2 separate regions of the Homo sapiens genome follow, and region 2 is linked to region 1. The links are chromatin loops, found by intact Hi-C in ENCODE. Cell type or tissue: heart right ventricle. All regions are shown on one strand. Each heading gives the region's core, and the rest is flanking DNA. Links, peaks and the distances in the headings are about the cores only.

What was found. A loop is a pair of places that touch in the nucleus more often than their neighbours do. Peaks named below come from ENCODE experiments on the same cell type or tissue, not always from the same donor. Only the 100,000 strongest peaks of a DNase experiment are listed, where the experiment ranks them.
Region 2: a loop joins it to region 1, with 5 times the contacts of the local background. A loop is called at or near these places in 14 of 110 quality-filtered maps.

Annotation. Positions count from the first base shown.
Region 1 is chr1:164,431,636-164,447,691 of GRCh38, forward strand. No RefSeq gene overlaps it. Among named protein-coding and RNA genes, the nearest start is that of PBX1, 120 kb to the right of the region's middle. In heart right ventricle, for the core only: a CTCF peak has its summit at 8,764 (motif pointing right); a DNase peak (open chromatin) is centred at 8,796.
Region 2 is chr1:164,611,598-164,622,147 of GRCh38, forward strand. The region is part of intron 2 of PBX1 (PBX homeobox 1); the gene reads left to right. Among named protein-coding and RNA genes, the nearest start is that of PBX1, 58 kb to the left of the region's middle. RefSeq lists enhancers at 1-384, 235-529, 385-926, 927-1,466. In heart right ventricle, for the core only: a CTCF peak has its summit at 6,442 (motif pointing left); no DNase peak of the experiment used is centred there; H3K27ac peaks cover 4,447 bases.

The DNA.
Region 1 (16,056 bases), core at 4,606-12,605:
GCAAGGCCACTGAAATCTTACCCCATAATCTTTGACAGTCACACTAGCCTCAGTTTTCTGATCTGTTAAATAAAAAAGTGAAGTGAGTGATTTCTCTGTTTCTTTTTAGGTTTATGATTTGAAGATTTAAAATACTGTGAATGATATATCTCAGTTAAATAGAATATTCAGTTAACTAGAACTTTCACTCCCCTACATTCTGTTTAAACTTCTACTATAATAGCAACAATAGTCATATCTTTTATCTGTATATCATTAAACTTCATAAACATTTTTGCACACATCTCTCCTTTTAATTTCAAAATGTCATTCAAAACTAACAGATGATCCATATTTCTGTGCCCTAGCAAATATATGATATTGAAGAGATGGATGTATTTACATGACAGGCAAAAACATTCTATTTGGTGCAGTTTGTACTATTTATTTTCTTGAGTAAAAGAAATACTTTAAGATCTTTCAAGAAGTGAATGAATGGTGAAAACTAAAACTATAGAAACATAAGTCATTCAATATGTTCTGGTATCAGAGCATTATAATAATCTTTCAAGGACATGTGAAAAAAAGATCCAAGCTCAACTATGGGTCCAAGTAAAAGCTAAGTTGAATCAACTATCTAAAATAATGCTTCATATCTTTGAATACTTTTTAACTTAGAAAACAGTTTCACACACATTATTTCATTTAAATTTCACAACGCCCCGAGTCATTTTTTATTAAAGCAGAATTGTTCATGTCATTTTATAGATGAATCAACCGAGGCTGGAAGAAGATAAGCAACTTGTCCAAAATCACAAAAGTAATTAGGGAGGAAATCAGGACCTAATTGAATCAAAGAATTCCAAGTTTCTTGGGATCTTAAAGTCATCTCATGTGAGGCTTCAATCCTGTGGTGTTGATGGCCAATTGTTCATTCAAAACTGGAGTTTTCTTTCCATATTACAGATTTTTAATTAGGATGTGGCTTCCCAACTAGGGACCACATCTGCCAGTCTCTCTTGTATCTAAGTGAAATCATATAACCACCTTATCACCAATAGAACGTGAACAGAAGTGATGTATGTCATTTCTGGGCCACGATAGCTAAGGAGCAGCTCTTCTTATTCCTTCCTAACTTTCTGTTTTCCTGGCTCAGAGGACACTAAAGCCAAAGGAGATGGTAGAGCCAAAGATGGAAGGAGCCTGGTGCCCTGAGTCACCACAAGGGAGAAAGTCACCTGCCAACAGGAAATCTCACTGTTCATTACATAAACAAGAATTAATCTTAAACTGTGCTACGACATTGACATTGGAGATTTACTTTTTTCTATTATTAGCATTACCCCAACAAATAAAAATCCCCCTGCAACTCCCTACCTCCATCTAAACACAGTAACAAGGGCTTGCTCCTACCAAAAGCAGACCATTCCATATTTGAATAGCTGCTGACTATTACAAAGCTTTTCATTACATTGAGCAGAATTTTTTTTCTATTATCTCAGTTTGATCATAGTGTGCTTTTTGAACTCTCACAGAACTGATGGAAACCTCTTCCATGTGACTTATGTCTGCCACAATCCCTTATCATGGTTACAGACTAATGACACTTTACAGAAACAAGGTTTCCACAACAAGACCGTAAGTCTCCCCTTCTTTGGAAGTGTTGATATAATTCTGGACAAAGAATGGGGGTTGATGAATACTGAGTGTCTTGTGCAAGCTTGATTGATTTTGGAGTTAAGTTGTCATCTACTTTGGAAGCATTTCCAAATTCATCCAGAGCAAGTTATTTTCTTTCTCCACTGTATTCCTACAACATCCCACATGTTTTTTCTATTATAACACTTTCTACATCATATTATAATTGTAACCTTCCCTTAGAACTATAAAGGCATCTGAGCTCATTCTATCACCAGCAAGAAGTCCATTTAACATGGGTTCAGAGCCACAGCTCACACTACTCCAGGGGACATCATTGACATTATAGTCTAAGGCCATGCTATAAAGTGACCTCAATCACGAAACCTCTTGGAGTCCAGAAAGTGATGTAAGTGATGTAAATATTTACTTACATACTGTTTCCCTTAGGTTACCCCTCAGTCTGCTTTGTAGGTCCCTGGAGGTTTCACGTGATTCCCTTGCCCCCTCCTTTTCTATTATTCTCACTCTGCCCAAAAAAACCTAAGCTTTATCCTACACACCCTTCATGCCTTGCATTCAAGCAAAGCAAACATAAGGTATTCAGAATGGGGCAGCAAGATGACAACGAATTTCAAACTTGCTAATATTGATAGCTGTAACAGCATAGCTTAAGAAATCATTATGTTAAAAGACACTTCTTTCCATGAGGGGGATGTTTGAAGTGAGGGAGGAGACTGAACAGCTGGATGAGGAGACAAAGAGAGTGAAAGAAGCCTAAAGCCCATCATTCCCCATGAATTCCTGATTTGTTTGTATGTCTTCTCCTCTAACTCATTATATATTTATTTCTCACTTATTTAAAACTTCTATAACACTTACTAAGTGTAGGCATTGTTCTAAGTATTTTGCAAAAGTGAATTCACTTAACCCTATAACTGGGCCATACATAGGATGTATTGCTATCAGCATTTTACAGATGAAGAAACTGGAGACAGAGGTTTTATAACTTGCCTGAGGTCACCATCGTGGAGGTCACCTGTGTTGCCTCCTTGCCTTATTCTCATCCACAAGTTGGAAAGGATTTCTGGTTTGCTGTTTTAGAGATAAGGAAAATAAAGCTTGGCTCACAGAGTTTAACTGATATGCCCAACTTCACGTGGCTGGCTGCTAAACTAAAAGGTGGATCAATAGTTTGAATGGAAATCCTTTGCTTTTCATATTTGCAAATGCTATTTGTGGAAATTTATTTGAGATAAATTTTACGCTGGGCCTCCAGGTAGGTTTAATCTATTGCTTGCTTTTTGCTTCTTGGAACTACACTAAATAAAGGTCCTACTACCTTGGTGGAAAGTCTCATCCTGAACCTGAGGCAAACATTTTCCTCTTGTTTATCAAATCTTCCATGTACTAACAGGAGGGACAGAGGGCCAAGAGTTCCAACTCTTCCACCAAACACCTGTGATTTTGAATGAGTTATTTAACCTCCCTGGTCTTATGTTTTGTATTTTTGCACATAAAACAAAGAGATTGGATTAAATATGTGTTAGGTCCAGTGTGAGTTGACATAGAAAGTGTAGGTGAGCTTCATTGCAAGCAAGTACTATGAAAACTAAAACAATTAGGTAGAATTTATCCAAACCTTAACTGTAGACAAGGAGCTGTGAACTCTTAGTTGTCACCTAAGAAATGGATTTGAGAATTTATTATAGACTGCTAAGAACATCAGCCCAATGTGCTGTAGCCTCAAAGGTCAATAAAATGATATTATCCAAAAAGGTAAAACATAAATAAAAAGGTAAAACATACAATAAAAAAAAGAACATATTTAGCATTTACCCCAAAAACAGAACCAGTATGTTCCTATTTGAAATGCAATGCTCTCCAAGTTGCTACATCTCTTGAAACAGACTGAGGAATTAGAACAAATCTAGAAGGAGAAAATTTTAATGGCTTTGAGCCTGGAAAGTGGTAATCATTGAAGGACAGCCTAAAAAGATTTAAATTACACTACGATTATAAAAAAGCAATTATCTGCCGTTAGTATCCCATATAATATTTAATAACATTTCCTAATTTAGTTATACATACATATTTAAAGTCTCAGATTAAATAAAGTAAAATGTTATTTTAGATATAATGCTTCTTCTAACTTTCACATTTCATGAAACAATTGTACTCAAACTTTTCAGGTGCACCTGTAGTATAAATAACTTTATCGTCATTAAAGTCACATTTTGGATCAACTAACACAGTTTTACAAAGTACATCCTTTTCACTGCCATCGATGTCATTTAAGATGCAATACTTTTGAAATCATGTATCATATTTCACCAGAAATTGTATTTCACCCCATGAGTACCCATTCACATATCATTTGGACAATGGGTCATTTCATTCACTCAACAATTGTAATTAAGATAATTTTAACACTACAATTTATTTAATGTTCTTTCCACAATTTAACCAGTTAACAATACTGCCTTTTTAAGTTGTTCACAATGACATCAAAAACTTGCAGTTGTGAGATCGTACCCCTAGAAATAATGACTCAATTACCAATATTTTTGCCTTCTTTATTTTAATAATTTCACCAGATGATTTTTCTAAGCAACAAAAAAGAGCTTTAATTGAAATGATTTAAGGATAATTTGCCTTCATTTAAAAAGTACTTTGTTGTTTAAAAAAATTGAGGAATTCTGTCGTAATATGAGAAAGTATAGGCTCAAACATTAGGCCATTTCTTCTTTTCCAAGAGATAACTAGAAAATCGTTCACCTTATATTTGTGCATATAGGGGATGCTAATTATGAATTTTTAAATATCATAAGGGCTAAAATTTAGTTATTTTTTGAAATAGTATTTCCTAGGACATTGATTATTAAAGGGGTTGGGAAAAATTCCATATATTACGTGTGTGTATATAACATTTCATATATATTATATATGAAATATGTGTATAAAATTCCATACATTTCCAAGAGATAACTAGAAGATAGCTCACCTTATGTTCATGCATATAGAAGATGCTAACTATGAATTTTTGAATATAATAAAGGCAGCTGGGCGTGGTGGCTTATGGCTGTAATCCCAGCACATTGGGAGGCCGAGGCGGGTGGATCACTTGAGGCCAGGAGTTCAAGACCAGCCTGGGAAACATGGTGAAACCCCGTGTCTACTAAAAATACAAAAATTAGCTGGATGTGGTGGCATGCACTTATAGTCCCAGCTACTCGGGAGGCTGAGGCATGAGAATCGCTTGAACTCAGGAGGTGGAGATTGTAGTGAGCCAAGATTGCACTACTGCACTCCAGCCTGAGCAACAGAGTGAGACTCTGTCTCAAAAATAATAATAAGTAAATAAATATAATAAAGTCTAAACTTTGGTTATTTTTAGGATATTATTTCCTAAAACATTGATTGTTAAAGGGGTTGGGGAAAATTCCATATATTATATATATATATATATATATATATATATATATATATATATATATGCATATATACACACACATACACACAATACCTATTTCATATATATATATACTATGCATATATATATACTATGCATATATATATATATATATATATATATATATATATAAAAAAAATAAGGAATTGGCTTAAGAAATGATGGAGGATGAGAATTCCCCTGACCTGAAATCAGCAAGCTGAGATCCCAGAAAAGTCAGTGGTATAGTTCCAGTCTGCATCCAGAGGCCTAAGAAAAAGGAGTGCCAATGGTGTAATTTCAGTCTGAGGGCAGGAGAAGACCAATGCTCAGCTCAAGCAGTCAGGCAGAGAGAGAAAGCAAATTCTCTCTTCTTCTACCTTTTTATTCTATTAAGGCCCTCAACCGATTGGATGAGGCCCACCCACATTGGAGAAGTCAACCTGCTTTATTCAGTCTAATGATTTAAATGTTAATCTCCTCCAGAAACACCCTCATACACACACACACATTAGAAATCGTATTTGGCCAAATATTGGACACCCATGACCCAGTCACAGTGACACAAAATTAACCAACACAATTGGTTAAGTCGATTTAGGTATTAACTTGACTGAATGAAGAAATACCTAGAGAACTGGTAAGGATTATTTCTGGGTGTGGCTGTGAGGGAGTGACTCTGAGGGTGTTTCCAGAGAAAATTGACATGTGAGTTGGTGGGGACTCAGTGGGAAGACCCACCCTCAATGTGTGTAGGCACCATCTAATCAGCTGAGGTCCTGGATAGAACAAAAAAGCAGGGGAAAGGCAAATTCATTCCATCTGCTGAAGCTAGGACAACCATCTTCTAAAGTTGGACATCGGAACTCCAGTTTCTCTGGCATTTGGACTGTGGGACTTGCACCAGCAAACATGTGGGTTCTCAAGCATTCAGCCTTGAATGGATAATTATACCATTGGCTTCCCTGGCTCTGAGACTTTGAAACTTGGGCTGAGCCACACTACCAGCATCCCAGGGTCTCCAGCTTGCTGATATCCTGTCATGGGACTTCTCAGCCTCCATAATCACACAAGCCAATTTCCCTAATAAATTATGTCTATCTATCTATCTATCTATCTCTCTATCTCCCTCCTATTGATTCTGTCTCTCTGGAGATTCCTGACTAATATATTGAGTATGTAATTCTAATTTGGAAATTAGCGCCTCAGAGTTTTTAGCACAGTGTCTTCTAGCACCCAACGTTTCTCTAGAGATATTACACATCATTCACATTTCTGCTTTTTGATATGTAAACTGGTTTCTCTCTCTTCATGTTTGCTCTCAGAGTCTCTCTCGACTTTTAGAATCTTTCCTTCTGTTTTGAAATTTTGTGCTGAGATTTCCTGTTGTGAAATTTTATGTTTCTGGGTGTATTTTCACATTGTACTAAACATTTTGTAAGCCTGTTCAATTTAGAAGTACATATCCTGCTTTTAGACATGTTTTTATATTATTTATTTGATAATACATACTTCCATTGTCTCTATTTGTTTCTAGAAATACTATTTGTTTCTAGAAATACTATTACACTATTGAAACAATCCTCTAATTTTCTTACCTTTTTCTCTCTAGTTTTTCATTACTTTGACTCATTCTACTTTCTAGTGGACCTCCTAAAATATTTTCTCCAACCATAATATTAAATGTTTTATTTCTACTATTTTTTCTAAATGTTTTCTTGAGTATTCAACTACAGTAACATTCCTTTGTTTCTCTTATTTCTGTAAGGATATTAATTATAATTTTTGAAGATGTATTTTTCCCTACCTGCAATGTTTCTGTTCTGAGTTTTCTTTTTTCCCTTTGTTTTAGTTATTCTCTTTCATATTTGAGGCTTTCCCATCTTGACAATCCTTGGCTTTGCCCTTGAGCTGGGCGCGGTGGCTCATGCCTGTAATCCTAGCACTTTGGGAGGCTGAGGAGGTCAGATCACCTGAGGTTGGGAGTTCAAGACCAGCCTAACCAACATGGAGAAACCCTGTCTCTCCTAAAAATACAAAATTAGCCATGCATGGTGGTACATGCCTGTAGTCCCAGCTACTCAGGAGGCTGAGGCAGGAGAAATTCTTGAACCCAGGAGGCGGAGGTTGCGGTAAGCCAAGATCATGCCATTGCACTCCAGCCTGGGCAACAAAAGCAAAACTCTGTCTCAAAACAAAAAAAAATAAAAATAAATAAATAAAAAACAAAACTGTGTTACATTCATCCTGTGAAATACTACTCAGTAATAAAAAGGAAGAATCTATTTTTTAAAAATGAGCATGGTTCTTACGTGCAAAGGTAGAACTTTCCCTCAAAAGTTTCTTTGCAAGATAATTTTAAAAAGTAAGGTTGTCATTCAAGGGAGCCAGAAATTTCAAAGTCTGAATGTCCTTTCTCCAGAAACCAATCTTCTGTCCTACTGTGAAGATGTGGTAGATATGAGAAAGCAACAGGATGAATGTTTCTGGCTCTCAGCATTCTAGAAGCTGATCATGGGAAAAGGGTGAAGATGTTTTATAATTTGCTATGCAGATATTCATTTAATCCCTTTGTTTTCAGTCCCATCTCTCAGCCTTGCACATCAATATATCCACTGTTGTCCCAGAGACTGATATATATTTGTTACATAATTTTTCCACAGTATAAACCTCTGTTCTAACAGGAGAGAAAGGAGGATACCACTTTGTGGACAGGGAAGGGTACCTGTGGACTCAGTGACTCTGTAAGCAGACTTTCACTTAACCCCACTTTCACTCCAGTGCCTCATCCTTGTCTTCCACATATGCCTCCAAATGCTGAACCTCTCAGGGCTTTGCAGAGGGGATTGATTCATTTCACATCAGTGTCTACAGCTACAGGCACTTAGTTACAACTTCTTCTAGTCTGCGAAGATAATTAACACTTGTCTCTCTACTTCCTTCTTTTAAAAATGTGTTGAATTCTCCCATCTACTGTCATCTCCTTTTCTGTTTTCTGTCCTGGTAGATTAACTTTTTTTACTCCTTTACTTTTTTTTTTTTTTAGTAGAGTTGTGTGTCTGTTTTTGTGTGTGTGTGTGTGTGTGTGTGTGTGTTTGCTCAATTTTTTGGTTTGTTTATTGATTTTAGCCTATGTCAGAATTTTAATGCCAGAAAATTCTGGTCCAAAGAAAATGTTCAAATGCTGTAATAATATTGTTTTATCAGTTAGTTGCATACATATATAAAGAAAGAAAATAGGAGGAAGGAAAGAGGGAAAATGGAAGGAAAGGAAGGAGAGGAGAGGAGAGGAGGGAGGAGGGGAGGGAAGGGGAGGAGAGAAGAGAGGAGAGGAGAGGAGGGAGGGAGGGAGGAAGGAAGGAAGGAAGGAAGGGGTAGTTTAGACTTAAGAAAGAAGATGGTTCAAGAATATTATGATGCAGACATTTAACGTAAAAACAACTCTAAGTTGTTATAAACTCTGACATTTCCACCAAAAAAAAAAAAAATCACTATGCTTTGCCCCAGAAATATACCTCCTGGCAGACAGTGTGGGAGCACTGGCTTCCTCCAACTGTCATATATTCTTTCTTCTACCAGGCATTTTTTGGTATGAAAAGAATTTTGAGAGGGGAGTGAGAAAGAGAAGGGAGAGTGTGAAAGTATCCAACTACCCTCTGTGCCCAGCAGGGCAGTAACTAAGCTCTCTGGCCAGCAGAGGGAAACTAGCACCCATAGAGAGCCCCCAACAGTGCTGCACTGAACAGAGAGTTGGACACAGTCCCTAACTTGGTGACCTTTTGAAAGAGATGTGCTCCCAAACTGCTGGCAGGCAATACCAGGCTGGCTGCAAGGAGCCTTTACTGATTTCCTAGGTTTCTCCCAGACACACTTAAAGAAGGTTATGTGTGGTGTGTGCTGAGATGGTAATAAATTAAATTATAGCGCTGGACTAGTTATCTACCATATAATGGCAGATTATTTCACTCTCTGAAGAAACAAAGACTCTGTCCTTTCTCAGCTGCCTTTGATTTTCTGAGTTGTTGTCCTAGAAATTTTTTAAGAGCATGTTTTGTTATCATCCGAAAATCTGCCATCTTGTAAACATAGCATTTCTAATAGTTGAAAACTGTTTCTTACCTTTGGTGTGCTATTTACCTTTAAATTAAAGTGTCAGGTGATAGCAGATAGAACTTCTTTCTTCCCAAGTGTCCTTGTCACTGTCCTAGTTCAAGTTCTCATCACTGCCAGTTTTCTGCAACAGCCTTCTCTCTGCCCTCAACTTTGACCTTTCTGATTCAAATCTTGGTCTATCTGACTTCAAGCTTATGCTGCTTTCATTTCACAACCTTCCCACTGACTTTTCTAGCCTGCTCATCTGATGTAATATGGGAAGGACGGCACCTCAGAATTAAACGATTTGCCATCAGTTCATGCTGTCTCTTCTCTCCCTTCTCTCTCTCTCTCGCTCTCTGTCCCTCTCTCCCAGAATTCTTCTTTCCTCCCCTGTGATATTCATGCTGATCACAGACCCTAAAAGTCAACATTCTTTATGTTTCCATGCTTAGAACCTAGTACAGTGTCTGGCACATAGTAAATGTTCCATTAAAATGTGTTAAAGCCATGAACTATTAATTCATAGAAGCCATAATTTATATAAAGTGTGCGGTTTTCTTGAATAGCTGTAGTGCCCAAAGTTTAAGAGAAAAAGTAATAATAATAACTGGGTTGACGGGATTGAGCCAGCATCTTTTTGTGCTAGGAGGATGTGTTGAAAAGATGAAGAGGAAGAGAGCTAACAGTATTGGCAAAAGATGGGTAGGTGAAATGATGGATTGTGTGATCTAGCGCAGATCTGAAAGAAAGCGAAGACTTGACATGACTCATAGATTTGAGGATGGACCAGGAGACAGAGTAAATATGGTGGGAGTGAGAGAAACTTGGAGAGAAAAGAGGCTGTAATCAGAAATATGATGTTGGAGTAAGAGGTAGAGAAGTAACAGACTAATGCAAGAAGTAAGGAATGGCCACAGATGAGGACTGAGGATTATATGAAAGGGCAAACAATTGTGAGGCATCAGAATCACAAGGTAATACTGCCAGAGTTTAGCAAAACATCCATGCTAGAAGTCACATGCCTTTGGTGACACAGCTGGTACTATTGCCAGGTGGCACATACCTTGAGCAATGAGAAGCTTTTACATGAAGGTGAAGGAGTAATAATTTGTCTCTTTACTGACAAATGGGAACTAAGCCAGGCAAAAGCAGGCAAGATTTAAACACATGATAGGACTAGAAAATGCAAAGTGCTGTAATGTAGTACAAATTATACTAAAATACTTGAAGGAACACACACACAAAAAAAATATTCAGTACAGACTGATAGATATTAGGGGCCCTTGTAAGACAGGGAACATTAAAGGGCACAAATGATCTGCTATTTTCTGTTCACTTCTTACTACCTATTAATTCAGAATGTACATATGCTTTGGGTTCTTGAAAACAGCCTTGCATGTTAGCAAAGTTAAGCTTGTGCCTCAGTAGTCTAATTTTAGAGTTGTAGAGAGGTTCACTGTCCCTTGCTGGTCTGAAATGCCTTAAGGGGCCCAACTTTGGATTAAGAAAGTCCTATTAGTGTAATTTCTGCTAAGGAGTAACATTTTAAACTCTCCTTGAGAAATGATGTACACTGGGGAATGAAGGCAGCATGTTGAGAAGCAAAAAATTAGGTTACAGGACACTTTCTGGGAGATGAAAAAATCAGATGAGGTGTGGAGAAAGAGTACAGAAGAGAGTAGGTGGAGGATTCCAAAGGCAACCCTCACTTGCCACTCAATGTCACTAAGGAACTAAGTTGCTTGTTCTTGCCTCAAGGACTTGTGCACCAAGCATGCAAGCTCAACTCCCCACTGTGAATGAAAAACTATACTTTTTCTTTGACTTGACTGTTGACTCCACTGAAATCACAGCAAAAAATATTAAACAGAAAGCAAAACAAAACTGTCTAAAGAAGTTACGTAAGGTACTTGCTGCATAGCTTGGAACATAACCTCAGAATCCTGCATTATAAAGTTCACTGTTAATTTTGAGTTTGTCCACCTTATATCCTTGCTGGGAAATGTAGCAAATAAAATGCTCTCACTCTCCACCTATCCCTTTCTTACTGTCTCCATCTCTTATGTGTCCCTGTCTCCAGTTCTTTTTCTGACTCATAATCATTCTCTCTCTCTCTCTTTCTCTCTCTCTGTCTCCCTTTCTCAAACACTTGAAATTTTAAATAAACTTCATTCAGGTAGAATTTATGTACAAAAAGATACATTCTGCTGAGTCTTTACGAATGTATACCCTTGTGTACCCCCACCGCATACAACATTTTGATCACCCCCAGAAAGTTTCATCTGCCTTCTTAGGCAATCCCCCTACCTCTGACTCCAAGTAACCACTGATATGCTGTCACTACAGATTAGATTTGTCTTTTCTATATTTTCCCATAAATGGAATCATTGAGAATGTACCCATTTGCATCTGCCATCTTACAATCAGCATAATGCATTTAAGATCCATACATGTTGTTGCATGTATTCGATTCAATTCTTTTTTGCTGAATAGTATTTCATCATATAAATATCTGGGTCATGTGGTAAGTGTATGTCTAACTTTGTAAGAAATGCCCAAACTGTTTTGCAATGATTCCACCACATTCTATTCTCACCAGCAGTATGTGAGAGTCCCATTTGTTTTACACCCTTGCCAACTCTCCACATTGTCAGTCCTTTTTAGTTTAGCCATTCTAATGGATGTGACTGGTATACCTCTAATTTTATTTACCTGATAAGTAATTATCAGGGGATATTACCAGTGCTCATTGACCACTCATTTATCTTCTTTTGTGAAGCATGTGCTCAAATTACTTGCCCATATTTATCAGATTGATTGTTGTCTTATTACAGAATTGTAAGAATTCTTTATAATAGATACAAATCCTTTTGGTTTTGATTAAATTAACAAACTTTAAAAATAACATGATTAGTATAGAACTATAAAAAAAGTAAAGTAAATATATCTAAATAAACATTGGCTTTAGAACAAAAATCCCCCATATTTTTAGCATCAATGTTTTTCTCTTACACTCCCACTGTTAAAATTTTTTATAAAAATGTGTTTAATTGAACAGCTTTACCCTAGTGCGTTTGACTTTGCAATACTGAGAGTGTAAATGTTGGTTTGGAATATGAGTTTGTTTTATCAGAAAACAAACTACAAGGCAATTTTTTTGTTTTAATTCCCTGAAGTATATGGGTTGGTAAACTTTCCCTGTAAAGGGCCAGAGAGCAAATATTTTAGGCATTAAGAGTCACAAGATATCTGTTGCAACTCCCTGACTCTGCCTTTACATGGTAGAGCTGCACTGTCTAAGTCTCTATTGCATAGACAATATCTAAATGAATGAGTATGGCTGTGCTCCAAAAAAAAAACCTTTTTCTAAAAAATGTGATAGGTTAGATTTGGCTTCCCAACTCATACTGTAGTAGTATACACACACACACACACACACACACACACACACACACGCACACAGAGTATGCCACAAATAATGATCATATAGAATAAAGTTTATTTTTAACTTAAAAATTATGTCCCTGACAGCTATCTCTGGACTGCAGCAAAACTGGTCAGACTCTATTGCTATTGAGGCAAATTTTCAGGTTCAACCTCGGTGTCATCCAGTTAAATTTATAGAGGAAAAAAATCTGTTGTAAGGTCACAAACTGCGGTTAACTCTGATCAGATATGACATAAATCTTAGCTGGCCATCACAAGGGAAACTGGGTGGATCAATTCAAACTTACCAGTCCCATCAGAAAAGTAATTCTAAATGCACGTGAGGCTGAAAGAGCAAAAGCAACACCTCTGTATCTAAATCAGGACCCAGAATCTATAAAAATACTATATTGAAAATAAGAAGTGTATATTATTTGGAAGGAGCCTATAAATTTGCAGACAAATTACTCTGACCTGTTCATTTTCTTTTAGGACCCAATAATTTCCCTTTGATACATGTTTATATGCCATAACACTTAGAGACACTTAATGGGTTCACACTAATTATTGGATGAATTTATATGTTCTCTAATATCACTTGTGCACAAAACTCACTGAGCATGTGACTCGGTTGGTATAATATTAATTCCATTTTACCATCCAAAACTGGTTCCTCCTCCCAAGTCTCTTAGTTCTGTTAGCTCTACCATGATTGCTTCAATCACCTAGCCAAAATCCTGCCCTTGTCCAGAGGACACAACAATAAATAAAAGTTAGAGCTTATCTGGGACAGCCTTAATAATTCCCTCGTCTGGAGAACCCAAGATTATTGGAGACATTTCATTCCATTGTTAGCTTTTAACCACTGTTTTAGGCCCGATGCCTATTTTCCTTCTTATAATAAGCATTTATGATGTCCCAAGTACTATGATAGTATATTTTATAAGATTTATCTCCTTTGATCCTTACAATATAAAATAGCTATTATTATTTCCATTTCAAATAAGGCAACCAAGGCTCAGAGAAGTTAAGCAAGTTGTCTAAGTCTACACAGGTGATTAGAGGCAAGGTTTTGATTCAGTAAAATAGTCCTAAGACCTGAGGGACTTGCAGTCTAGTAGAAAAACAAAGGCACATGCAAAAACTAAACAATAAAGGAAAATATGTGCTATCAATGAGGTACCCACAGAGGACAGGCACAAAGGAGCAGTAGAGCCTGCAGAGCTAGACTAAAGTTGTATTTATTTTTTCTTTAAATCAGCGTGACTTCCAGGGCAACATTCAGCTCAGCTTTTACCCTGACGTGTTATATATTGAGCAATCTGGTACTTGGAATGTGCATCAAGAAGAAAAGATTAAATGATAAATGAGGTGGAGGTCTAGAAGCAATACAAAAAGGAGATGGGCCAGTTGAGGTTGGCACAGGGAGGCAGGAGTAGAACAGGCCTTCCGTGGTCTTGAAATTGTGTCTCTGATGTTATAGTCCATGTTATTACTCTCTTCCAATGAGCTCATACAGTCGCCATTATACAGAAAGAGTGAAAATCAAAATTATGTCATGGAAGGCCTACCTATCCAATGTGTCTTAGTTTTATGTTTCCACCAACATTGGTTAAAACTGGAGCATGCAAGTAAGATTGAACTATCAATAAGAAGGAGCACTGTGATTCTCAAAGACCAGGACCTAAGGTGGGAATTTTGTGCTGATGCTGTCAGTCTCATGTTAGCCTGTTCCCTCCAGATCCTCTGAGAATCTCCTCAAGAAGCCTCTTCAACCTGCAGTGGCACCTTCTGTCAAATACTTCACACGTTTGTCACCAAAATGTTTTGGCAGAAGCATCATCTTTAGATTTTGACATAATTCCGAAGAAAGACTTTTTCAATTATTACTAATGGAACATTATGCTCCTCTTTGAGAACCTCTGCATGAATAAAAAGGGTCATTAATGACATCTACTTTCAGCCCGGAAATCATGAGTCAGTGCTCGGCGCAGGTTTTTTGGTTGTTTTTGTCTTCTTAAGCACCTGGTAATTTCTCACTCCCTTACCACCTCTCCAACTAAAAGAGCAAGTTATTGAGTTGAATATGATAAAGTCACTGATATCAATCCCCTGCAGGTAAATGCCATCTATACTCCATTGTTTTGTTTCTCATACTATATAATAATATCTCACGTTCTTATAGCTGTTTTCATTCTGAAGCACTTTACCAGTTCTGATACTTTCTGACACTCACTGGAAGGAACTGCTTTTGTAGTAGTTCCTGTGTTCCTTTTCATGTGTGAAATACTGACTCGGGCTATTAAAATGTATGCTCAGAGGGCCAACCTAGCCAATGTGTCTTGTAGGACAATTGTTAAATAATACTTATGCCTACCTTACCTAGTGACAAATTCAACATCCAAGCCCAGTCAAGTAAAAGGGCAATAATTTTAAAGTGTGCCTAAATGTATACATACATTAAGCCAACACCAACTTAGCTCTAAAACTTCAGCTAACAATCTTGTAAGGTAGACAACAATGGTTGATTAGTTAGACCAATGACTCTTAACTCCTTTGTCCTAATATGTTCAAATATGCAAGACAGACGAAATAGAATATGGGTTAAATATTTTCCTGGCGATTGTAGATGTACCCATTCCTCCCAAATTCATACATATATATAGGAATACAGATGATCAGAGTGATTATAATAGGATAACACTGGATCTACTCTAATTTATATTTTTAAAAAGTCAACAACAAACTTTGGCTCTTTATTAGTAGGAAAAGCTTTCATTTGATATATGTCACAATACCCCAATAACAAAACATATTGCCAAATAATTATATGAAAGATGATAGGCATGTTAATTCAGTGTCTATAAAATTCATTGATCCCTTCTTTCCCCACCGTCTCTAATAATATTTTCATATAGAAAAACAATAAAAGTTGGATTGTCTGTAAGTGTAACAATTTAGGCAAATGAAAGTTATTGTCATAACTTTAAATTGCATTTTAAACAAAAAACTTATAAAGAAAAGAGGTTTAGGCTAACTGTGGTGGTTCACACCTGTAATCCCAGCACTTTGGGAGGCCAAGGTGACTAGATCACCTGAGGTCAGGAGTTTGAGACCAATCTGGCCAACACTGTGAAACCTCGCCTCTACTAAAAATACAAAAATTAGACAGGTGTCGTGGCAGGCACCTGTACTCCCAGCTACTTGGGAAGCTGAGGCCAGAGAATCACTTGAACCTGGGAGGCAGAGGTTGCAGTGAGCCAAGATCATGCCATTGCACTCCAGCCTGGGCTGCAAGAGTGAAACTCTGTCAAAAAAAAAAAAAAAAAAAAAAAAGGAAAGAGGTTTATTTGGCTTATGGCTCTGTAGGCTATACATGAAGCATGGTGCCAGCATATGTTTCTGGTGATGGCCTCAGGAAGTTTCCAATCATGGTGGAAGGTGAACGGGAGCAGTGTGTCACATGA
Region 2 (10,550 bases), core at 2,321-10,320, 180 kb after region 1:
TGATTGTCTGTTTAGAGGAATGCCTTGGTTAGGAAAAAAAAAAAATTGGCTCCTGGACTTTGCCATCCAATGCCTGTTTCTTTGCTTTGAGGCTTGGGAATAAAAATTACTTAGCTCATCTACTCTGCTGGAAGAGTAGAGAAGAGGGTGACATACCCCACAGGAAATGGGGACAAGCCCATTTTGGAGGGAGGCTGCCTGATTTTTTAGGAGATAGGGAGTGAGGACCTGCTCTGTGCCTGGCCTCCCACTAACATTTCTCGCATCTCACTTTACCTCCAGCAAGAGGAGAGCTGACAGCCTGCAACAATGCCCTCCTTTCTTCTCCCAGGGCCGGTGTTTTGATAGTGTCAGGTTACACCCCAGCCTCCCCTTGGCCCATTTATAAACCTGACACAGGCAACATGATGTAATGTTATTTTTCAGGATCTCAATGAGGAAATTTTTTGCCCCAGGTCAGAAGAATGCTAGTTGATTTTTGCTGAAATGAACCATGGCACAGTATAATATATGGGCTCCTAGTTCAAGAAGGTGGAGGCGGGGCTAGGGTGGTGTATTGCACTGAAGTTGGTAGGTTGTAATAAAGCTTTTTCTGCTTGGACCTTCCACCTCTGGGCGCCTCAGCCAACCTATCATTGTTGAGAAACACCCTTGTAGAAGCAGGCTTGGGAGCTGCCCCTTTTAATGCAATTTTGCATTGTTCTGGTGCCATAGTCTTGATTTCAAATGCGTCGCCATTGAGCAGCTGCAACGGTTGAGACTAATCTAGAAAGTGACCACAGAAAGGAAAGGGGGATGGGGGGACTTCTATGTGACCAAGTTTGTCTTCTAGGCTAGCGTTTAGCCACCTCTCGTAGCTCTGGTTTCTCTGGCTCTGCTCGAGCAGTGCTGCTGGACTTGGTGGCGGGAATAGAAAGGGAAACTGGCTATGGCTTCCTTTTACTTCCTGCCTCTTCCTCCTTCCCTCACCCCATGATATCTGTACCTAAAAAATGTCAGAAAAGTCCCATTTTTGTATTTACATTTTTTTTTTGTGAATGAAAAGAGACAAAAGATTCTAGACTGGAAAGGTGCCTGGCACTCAGCTGGAGCACTGCCCTAGGCGGAGGAAGAGATGCAGAATATGATGGGGCTCCCACCTCTGTTCCCGTCTTCCTGGTCCCTCTCCCCTTCTGGAGGTGACTGAGTTGCTGGTGTCTCATGAGATGTGATAAAGCATCCTGGTTAAGAGCACTGGAGATAGTATCCAGCTTGGCTTTCCATCCTGTTATGAATTGGCAGATTAACCTTGGACAAGTGATTTGAACTCTGCCTCAGTTCTTAATCTGTTGAGTATGAAGAAAAATAGACCTACCTCCCAGGGTTATTGGGCAGTTTAAATGAGTTAATGTATACAAAGTATTTACATCAGTGTGTGGCACCCAGGGATCACTGTATGAGAATTTCCTGAACAACAACAACAAAAAAACCCTTCTAGAAATATTTTTACAAATTATGAATGTATTTTCCTAATTTTGAAAATACAACTAGTAGAATACCATGAATACTGTTCTGCACCTTGCTTTTATTTATTTATGTATTTAGCTTGTTTCTTAGCAATGTCAAGCCTTATGTTCCAATTTGTGAGCTATAGTGTTTTGTTACCATCCCTGTAAGACAAAGCATCTAAAGTAATCACCTAGGTATGCATACGGAAAACCTTTCTGGACTGTCAGGGAAAGCATTTTATCCCAACTGCCCTGAACTTGTCACTCTTCTCTGAGCAGGTCACACCCCTTGCTGACTCAGCCTTTGTACTGTGTTCTCTGCCTTGAATTCATTCTCTCTTCTCCACGCTACCTGGCAAACTGTTTTTCCTCCTTCAGGAATCAGCTGAAGTATCAGGATTGCCGTAAAGCTATTCCTAACTTTCTCCAGGCTCTCCTGTGAGCCCCCCTAGCATTGTGTGTCTGTCTGTGAGCCAGCCTTGGCACACAGTGTTGCGGTTATGATCTGTGTATATGTGCACGTGGGGGCCCAGAGCTCTCCCACGCTGAACACCAGCAATTAGTACAGTGTCTGTTACATAGTCATGCTCCATGTTTTTAACAAATAAACAATAAGTACTTTTTGGTGACAACATCAGTTTCCTTGTCTTCCTTCTCTTCTGGTGAGAGTGTCTTGAGGTAGAAACGAAGAAATCTGACTCCACCCTAGCACCTGACCAAACTCTTAGTCCCACTCCAAAGCATGCTCTAAGCTGGACTTTACCTGGGGGCTGCAGGTAGATTGCCCCTTCAGCTACTCTGTCTTCTCCTGGAACCTACAGTGGAGATCCCAGTATGCACCGAGAACCTTAGAAGACTTTCTGGCATGTACTTATTGCTTTGCTAGTAAAGCAGCACTTGAGCAGATCAACTCCATCAACTCCCAGGATGACCTTCCTCTGGTATTTCTGTGGGGTGTCTGTTGTTGGGGAAGCAGAAGCACAAAGCAGAAGAAACCAAGCACAGTTCCTTGCCCAGAATCACTCGGGAGGCAAAGTACAATTCCGTTCTTCCTTATGTTGGGACCTTCGGTGATTGGGTCCTCCTTGTGTGTGGAAGTACATGAAAGAAGGATAGACAAAATTAGAGCATGTTTTCGAGACCATTTGGTTCAGCCTCTCTGATTTTACAAATGAGGAGAGTGATGCAAAGTGTGGTTAAGTGACTATACCGAGGACACAGACCTACTTTATGACAGAGGCTTGGGAGCCAGATTTTAGGATGCCGGTAGTTCTAAAGTATCTAGCTGTGCTGCCGTCTGAATTTCTGGTTCACTCCATCAGGTCAGCCCATAGACACCTCCTTTTTCTTAGGTCGGACCTATCTTATTCGTTTCCTCTTTTGTTCTCTGCAGCTGCCACCCCCACTCCTACCTCCCCTATTCTCTATGTTGACATGTGACTTGGGGCACTTGCAACGTCCCTACCTAAAATTGATGTTTGCCACCTGGCTGCTGACTGGTGCGCTATGCTGCTTCACTCTGCCTGTTTCAACCCTGTGAAATATGGAAGCAGATCATAAAAAAATGGACTCCCACACATTTTGCAGATCTAAATTGGGCCTTAATATAATGTACTTGGTTATGACAAACAGGTTTTCTAGGGCATGACCGGCAGCTTAGGCTGGCTTCCCTGGTCATGTCAGTTGAATTCTTTTTTTCTTTTTTTGAGTTGGGAGTCTCACTCTGCCGCCCAGGCTATAGTGCAGTGGCATGATCTTGGCTTACCACAGCCTCCACCTCCTGGGTTCAAGCGATTCTCTTGCCTCAGCCTCCTGAGTAGCTGGGACTACAGGAGCCTGTCACCACGCCTGGCTAATTTTTTGTGTTTTTAATAGAGTCAGGGTTTCACCATGTTGACCAGGCTGGTCTTGAACTCCTGACCTCAGGTGATCTGCCCACTTCGGCCTCCCAAAGTGCTGAGATTACAGGTGTGATTCACTGTGCCTGGCCTCAGTTGAACTCTTTAAGATTATTCAACTCTTTCCTTAATTCTTAGGTAGTCAGGATTCTTCAAAACTTTATGTTTCTCTGGGAGTCAAAGGAAGTTTATGGACACAATTTCTCCATATAGTAGCTTATTTCTGAAAATAAGAAAAATGAGTAAGTTGGACCTCATTTCTTTTTCTAACAATGTGTGGGTTACCCTGGTCTTGTTGACCAGTTTATTTCCATTTCTACTTGTTGAAATAACCTTTCAAATAACCACAAGGAATTTTTAAATAACTAAGTCACTATCTTTTTCTCTAGGTTCAATTTTCTAGCACTGATAGATATAAAAGAAAGTAATAATAACATTCTTTTTTTTAGAATAATTTTTTTTTTCTTTTCAGGCAAGTAACTATTTGTTCAGGTGTAATATTCCTGATTTTATACTGTGGTGATTCCCTATAGATGACAACTGCTCAAACTCTAGCCTTCTAAATGTTAGGTACCAAATTGACCTTTTTGTAATCAATTTGTTTTTATCTAGCTTTATTAACAGCCAGCCGCCGCACCGTTGATTGGATCGACGAGGTGGTGATGTGAAACAATCGCTAAACGTGGCCAAAGTAACCAGACTGACTTTTGTGTGGTTTTTGTTTTCTGGACAAGGATTCTGTTAGTTAGAACAGCATTTAATTGTGCCCACCACAACTAAATAAAACCCACGAGACAGTTACAAATGAACTGTCACAAGAGGGGAGGAGTGAAGTAGAAGGAGCCAGAGGGAGAGCCTACAGGCCTTCTGTGAATGACCACAAACCCTCTCGACTTTGGGATTTGGCCTCCCTGGGTTGGATATGCCTGGAAGGGTCGCAGAGGTTAAGAGCCAGGAGTCTGGGGAGGCCAGGGTATTGTGTTTGGTTACAGAGGTGCCTTCCAGGTGATCACCATGGAAATGCCTTTCACTGGGGTCTCCAGAGATGAAAAATTCAGGATATGTCTATGTGAAATATGGTCTTGTAAACCATGGGATAGGGATGGGAAAAGTTGGCTTAGTCTCTCTCTCTCTCTCCACCTCTGGAGTGGCAGCTGTGTGACTCCCTGTAAACTTTCAAATGGTGGTTCTTCATGCCCGGGGATGATTCCGTGTGTCAACAAGTCTGGGCAGTCTTTGATGTAGCCACCAGCGTCTAGGCCAGGAGGCACACTGCTGCTGCCTGGTGCCCTCATGATCATTCTCTGTGCCTTCTGCTGCCCTCTCAGCCCCTGGGTCTCCCTCCCCAGGTCCTCCTTACTCCTGCTCCTGTGACGAGGGGTGGGAAGCTCCGTTTACTGATCTATATATTATTGTGTTGGTGGGAAACACTGGCTAGGCCAAATAATAATGTCTTGCAATTACTTAGCATTATCTTGGGTGTATCTCCCTTGAGAAATATATTCCTGGAAATATACCAGTAAAATGAGTTTCGGTTAGCTGAATCATATTTTATAGCCATTGAAGTTATTAATGTAGAAATTTTTCTCAAGGACAAAAACCTGACTGAGGCCATCTCAACCTCACTGAAATTTTCAGTGAAGGTTAAGAGGCATATTCTCTGATAAATACAAGGTAAGAACACTTCATGTGACAGAAAAAAAAATCCAAAATTGCATGTTCCCAATGCTAACTTCAGAGGGAGCTGCATTTTCTGAGATTATTCCGTCCTTTTACATGCAGTGATAATTACTAATATGTATTGATACTCATCATGTGCTAGGCATAGTGCTAAACCCATTGACATAGATCATTTCACATAATCCTCATAATAATCCTTTGAGAAATGGAATATGTTTATTCTGATTTACAGATTTTGAGACTGAGGTTCAAATAAGTTAAGTAATTTGCTCAAGGCCATACAGCTGTTAAATGGTAGAACTGGGACTTGAACCCACCTGGAGTCCAGATCCAGAGGTCATATTTTATTACCTCTTGACTATCTTTTTCCTGTTATAAAATAGTATAACTTCATCTTAAATATTATTTTAAAAACTCCTCAAATTTATATGCTAAAGCTCATTGGCCATGTGCTGGTGCCTTTAAATTTTTATCCCCCCTAGAGATTATAACTAAGACTAATGTCTGTGGCTACTCAACCCAGTTGGTTAGAGCTAATGGGACCAAGGTGACAAGGTTCAGCCCCCATTTGAGTCTGTTAGCTGGGCTGAGTTTCATGGCCACAGAATTAACCTTTCACCTTGGCCAGCTGCCTCACAAATGCATGTTGTTGATCAGAGAGAATAAGGAGGAGATTGTGGATAAAATGGCACAGACCGCTAGATCAGCCACCCAAGACTATGGATGGTGGTTCAGTAATGTTTTCTTTCCAATATGGGATCAGACATTATTGCCATGTATAGTAGTTTAAAACAGCATTTCTTGGTGTGCTCCTTGGAGCTGGTTATTTGTTTTAGTGTTTGTATGTGAGGAAGCGTTGTATTGCCAAGTAAGATTGGGAGTTAAAAGAGCTTTCTGAACTACAGGGCTTCCCCGAGGTTTAATATGTTAATGTGTGTTGTAAATCTCTCAGAGGGGTGTGTGTGGTGGAGTGGTTAGCATTTTCAGAATTTATTTGACCTGAGGACCTTTTCCCTGGACCAGGATTCTTAAAAACACACTTTAGAAAATTGTGTCTTAAAAATGTACTTGCTTTGTTCTGTTATTTTAAATCCCTATAGTAGTCTTTCCACATTGGGGATCAGTTACAGTTAAAAAAGACCAGTTTCCATATTCCACTAACTTCTACATGTGTGGATCTCCTTTCAGCAGGCTCTATCTTTACCTCCAAAGTGCTTCCGCATCTCTTGTCCCATTTTCTTTTTTTTGCCCTATATTTTAAACCAGGATTCTGTTGCTGGCCATAACACATACCCCAAATCAGTAACATCTCAGGGATTAGAACCCAGATCTCTGGCCCATTTTTCTTTCCAGCGGCCTATGCTGCCTCCCAGTGGACAGAGCATTTGCAAAGAGCAGAGATCATAATGCTTAATTCTTTTCTAGAAAGCGTTTGCCTGGTGTCTGTGAGCATTTCTCTGGCCTGCCATTGCTCTTGAATTATAAGGTGGCATTGTCGTAACTCTGTAAGCAAGACTGAACAACTCTCCTCCTCCCCGCCTCCCCACCACCAAAATTAAGTGCATTATTAGCAAACACTTAAAAGTTCGGAGAGGAGATTCTAAGTTGACTTACCCCAGGGAGAATAATCACGGCGGGGGGGGGGGGGCACTCAAGATGATCAGCACTAGCCCAGCCTTCTCCCAGGCTGGGGTAAGGGTTTCCTGGGGAGTGCTGAAGTGCACTTGAACCTTGTCAATGACTGTCTCCTACTCCGTTGCTCACTTGCTCTTGTCTCGGTTTAATTTTGCACAGCTCCAGTGGAAATTTCAGTGATCTGATAATTTGGAAAATAAATGAAAGAGTGGAAGATAAATTTTTATTTTCCTTTTCTCAAAAAAATTACACCCAAGTGAATAATCTTTATGCTCTATTTCTCAGTAATATTTAGATGCTACTCCTGAAGAATAGCAGAGCTGCCAAAATCAGTAGGGTTTTTTTACCAAGCTCTGCTTCAGTAATCCTATCACTTGCCTGAAGAATTCATTATAACGAAATAAACACATTAGGAACTCCTTGGTCTTTTACATCTCTAATATTTATGAAGTACTGAGGCTCTGAGCCAGCCAATAAGGAAGCTGGCAATTCACAGCAATCAGTTTAATAGGCATTGGTTGATTTGGATTGCAAAATATAGGTGCCCTGATTAGCCCTCTATATGGACTTGCGTTGTTCTTCAGCCATTCAAAAGCTACCTAATTATGAATATTGAAGTATAATGTTCTGGCTTTTAACATAAGGCACTTACCTTTTAATTGGCCATCAGCTTTGTTTTTAGCGCTTATGTACCTCCACTGGGATTCAAATGAAATGGGGAGATAATCAACCAGTAAGCAGAGAAAAGGGTAAAATGATCAGGGATAATTAAGTGGCAGCAGGGAAATTTAGGGTTAGACAACAGGGAGAGAAACAAAAGAAGGAAACTCACAGGAAACCAGCTCTCTGCCACACTGCCAGGCACACCCCTTTTGAAACCACCTTTGATTCCCTCTTTAGCTTACAGGTGGGACACATATAGACTTTGTGGCTGACATCTATCAGCTTGAGCACAAACTTGATTCCTCCCTGCGCCTAAACTCAGAGCCAGGCAGAGGGTGGGGCATTGGATCTTCACTGCACAAACTTGGCAGAGGAAAAAAGACCATTAAGTGAAGGCTAATTGGAATCTGCCCCAAACTGCACTTTGTTGGAGCTATTTACAATATCTTTCAAGCAGCTGACTTACTTACTGGGTTATTCAGTGAAGGGGCAGTGAGTGAGGGGATCGGTGGGGAGTGCTCAAGGAGAGGAAAATGACCTATACAAGGCAGTGGGTGCTTTCTTACACCTTTGAAAAATTAACTCCTACACCATCTTAGTCCTTGGTACAAAGCCTAAGTACTCGCCTTGACCACAGGGAGCAGTTCACCTCCCTTGGGTCATGTGTCCCTTTATTTTCTGAGGAAATTTATGGTCTAGTTCCAGAAAATTAGCCTAGATACACACATTTTTTTTTTCCCCATGGAATTTCAGGAAGCTGAGGAACTCCTGAAAGACCATCCATGGATCTTCTAGTTTTTTCAGGTTAAAAAAAATCCTGTTTTTAGATCCAGAAGTAGGGCTGGAAGCAATTTTTATACATAATTGTGGAGAGTGAAGTGGAGAAAGCCTAGGAAAAATAATGAGTTTGCCTTTTAAATATTTCTTTGGAGGCCAGGCGCCGTGGCCCATGCCTGTAATCCCAGCACTTTGGGAGGCCGAGGTGGGAGGATCACTTGAGCCTAGGAGTTTGAGACCAGCCTAAGCATTTGAGACCAGCCTGGTCAACATAGTGAGACCCTGTTTCTACAAAAAATTAAAGAATTAGCCAGGCGTGGTAGCACACATCTGTAGTCCTAGCTACTCAGGAGGCTGAGGTGGGAGGATCACTTGAGCCCAGGGAGGTCAAGGCTGCAGTGAGCCATGATTGGACCTGGCAGCAGAGTGAGATCCTATCAAAAAACCAGCAAAACCAGCAAATCTTTATAGAAAAACATGAACTTCTTTTAAAAAATTTGTATTAAGGTACTTTAAAAACACCATTTGTATTTGAAGATCCAAAATAGCACATCTGTTTTACTTATTCAAGCAGATTTCATAAGGCATTATTTTGAGGCTATATTTTGTTAGTGTAATTCTAGCTAATTCTAATTTTTATATGCATTGAAACATGATAAAATTATGCATCTTTAAAAATAGCCCTTTTTGCAGTTTAGGCTTAAGGAAGTTCATATGCGTGCATGTGCATTTGTGAGTATGTGGGTGTGTGTGTGCAATCTTTTTTCTTTTTTGTTCCACCTCACCACCCTGTGACATGAAATAGGGACTTGTCTATAACCATATTCTCGTGGCCTAAAATCAGGTCTGGTGCTGAGTAGGTTGCTGAATACATGATTAATTTTGTAACTGTTGACTTCAGGTTTTGAGAGGAAAGTCAAAGAAATGTTTTCCCCTATATTCTTTTCTTTTCTTTTTTTTTTTGTGATGGAGTCTTGCTCTGTCACCCAGGCTGGAGTGCAGTGGTGCGATCTCGCCTCACTGCAACCTCTGCCTCCCGGGCTTAAGCGATTTTCCTGCTTCAGCCTCCCGAGTAGCTGGGATTACAGGCACCTGCTGCCACGCCAAGCTAATTTTTATATTTTGATTAGAAACAGGGTTTCACTGTGTTGGCCAGGCTGGTCTTGAACTCCTGACCTCAGGTGATCCACCCACCTCAGCCTCCCAAAGTGCTGGGGTTACAGGCGTGAGCCACTGCGCCCGGCATTAAAAAAAAATTAATTAATTTTTTGAGATGGAGTCTTGCTCTGTTGCCAAGCTGGAGTGCAGTGGCACAGTCTTGGCTCACTGCAACCTCCGCCTCCCGGATTCAAGCGATTCTCCTGCCTCAGCCTCTGGAGTAGCTGGGACTACAGGCGCGTGACACCATGCCCAGCTAATTTTTGTATTTTTAGTAGAGACGGGGTTTCGCTATGTTGGCCTGGATGGTCTCGATCTCTTGACCTTGTGATCCGCCTGCCTCAGCCTCCCAAAGTGCTGGAATTACAGGCATGAGCCACCGCGCCCTTCCTCCCCTATTTTCTTAACAGTCTTCCTTCTCTTTCTGTCTGTCTGTATTTGTATTTTGCCTTCCTTTTCTTTTATCCCCAACGGGGGCGAGAATTAGGTTCCCAGAAACTATTATGAACATTTTCCTTGGCTGATAGCACTATGAGAAAGCATCGCAAAGGACTGCCTGGGGGGTGCTATTTAGTACAGGGGGATGGGATACGGACTGGTTTACTGTAGGTTCTCCTTCAGGGGCTGATTTAGCTTGGTGGCTCTGCAGTCTTAGGCTGGCCTAGTTGCCCATTTCATAAGCCACACAAGGCTACTGGACTGAAATAATCATGAAACAAGAGGCCATCCCTCTTGTTGCACAGTCTATCTTTTTGGCCATAATTAAGAATCATTCACGTCCAGGGTGCACATTTAGCCAATGGAGTTTCTTAACTCCTTTGAGAAAAGGATCAATGGACATACCTGAACAGAAAGGTTTCTGTGGTTCCATAATGTAAGAGTTCCAAGTGCACAGAGGATGATTCCTGAGTCTGCCCATCGAATAGGCATTTGGGTAGATTTTTTTTTTCTACAATTTGACTTCCATCTTCCTTAAGAATGAGAAGTTAGGACCAGAAGAAAAGCTCCCATCTTTCACACTAAATACGTTCTATAAAACCAAGCAACTTTGATTCTTCCTCCCTGTAAATGAACCCTGGTTGCATAGCTTTTGATGTGTCAAGTCAGGTGTCAGACAAGCTAGAGGGTATAGGAAATACTTCCATTTAGGCACCATCTAAGTTTACCCAGCCTCTCTTCTGCATTGACATTGGCTGTAATCCTTGTAAATGCTGAGTATACTCTTCTTTCCGTGTGGGCCCAGGAGGCAAGG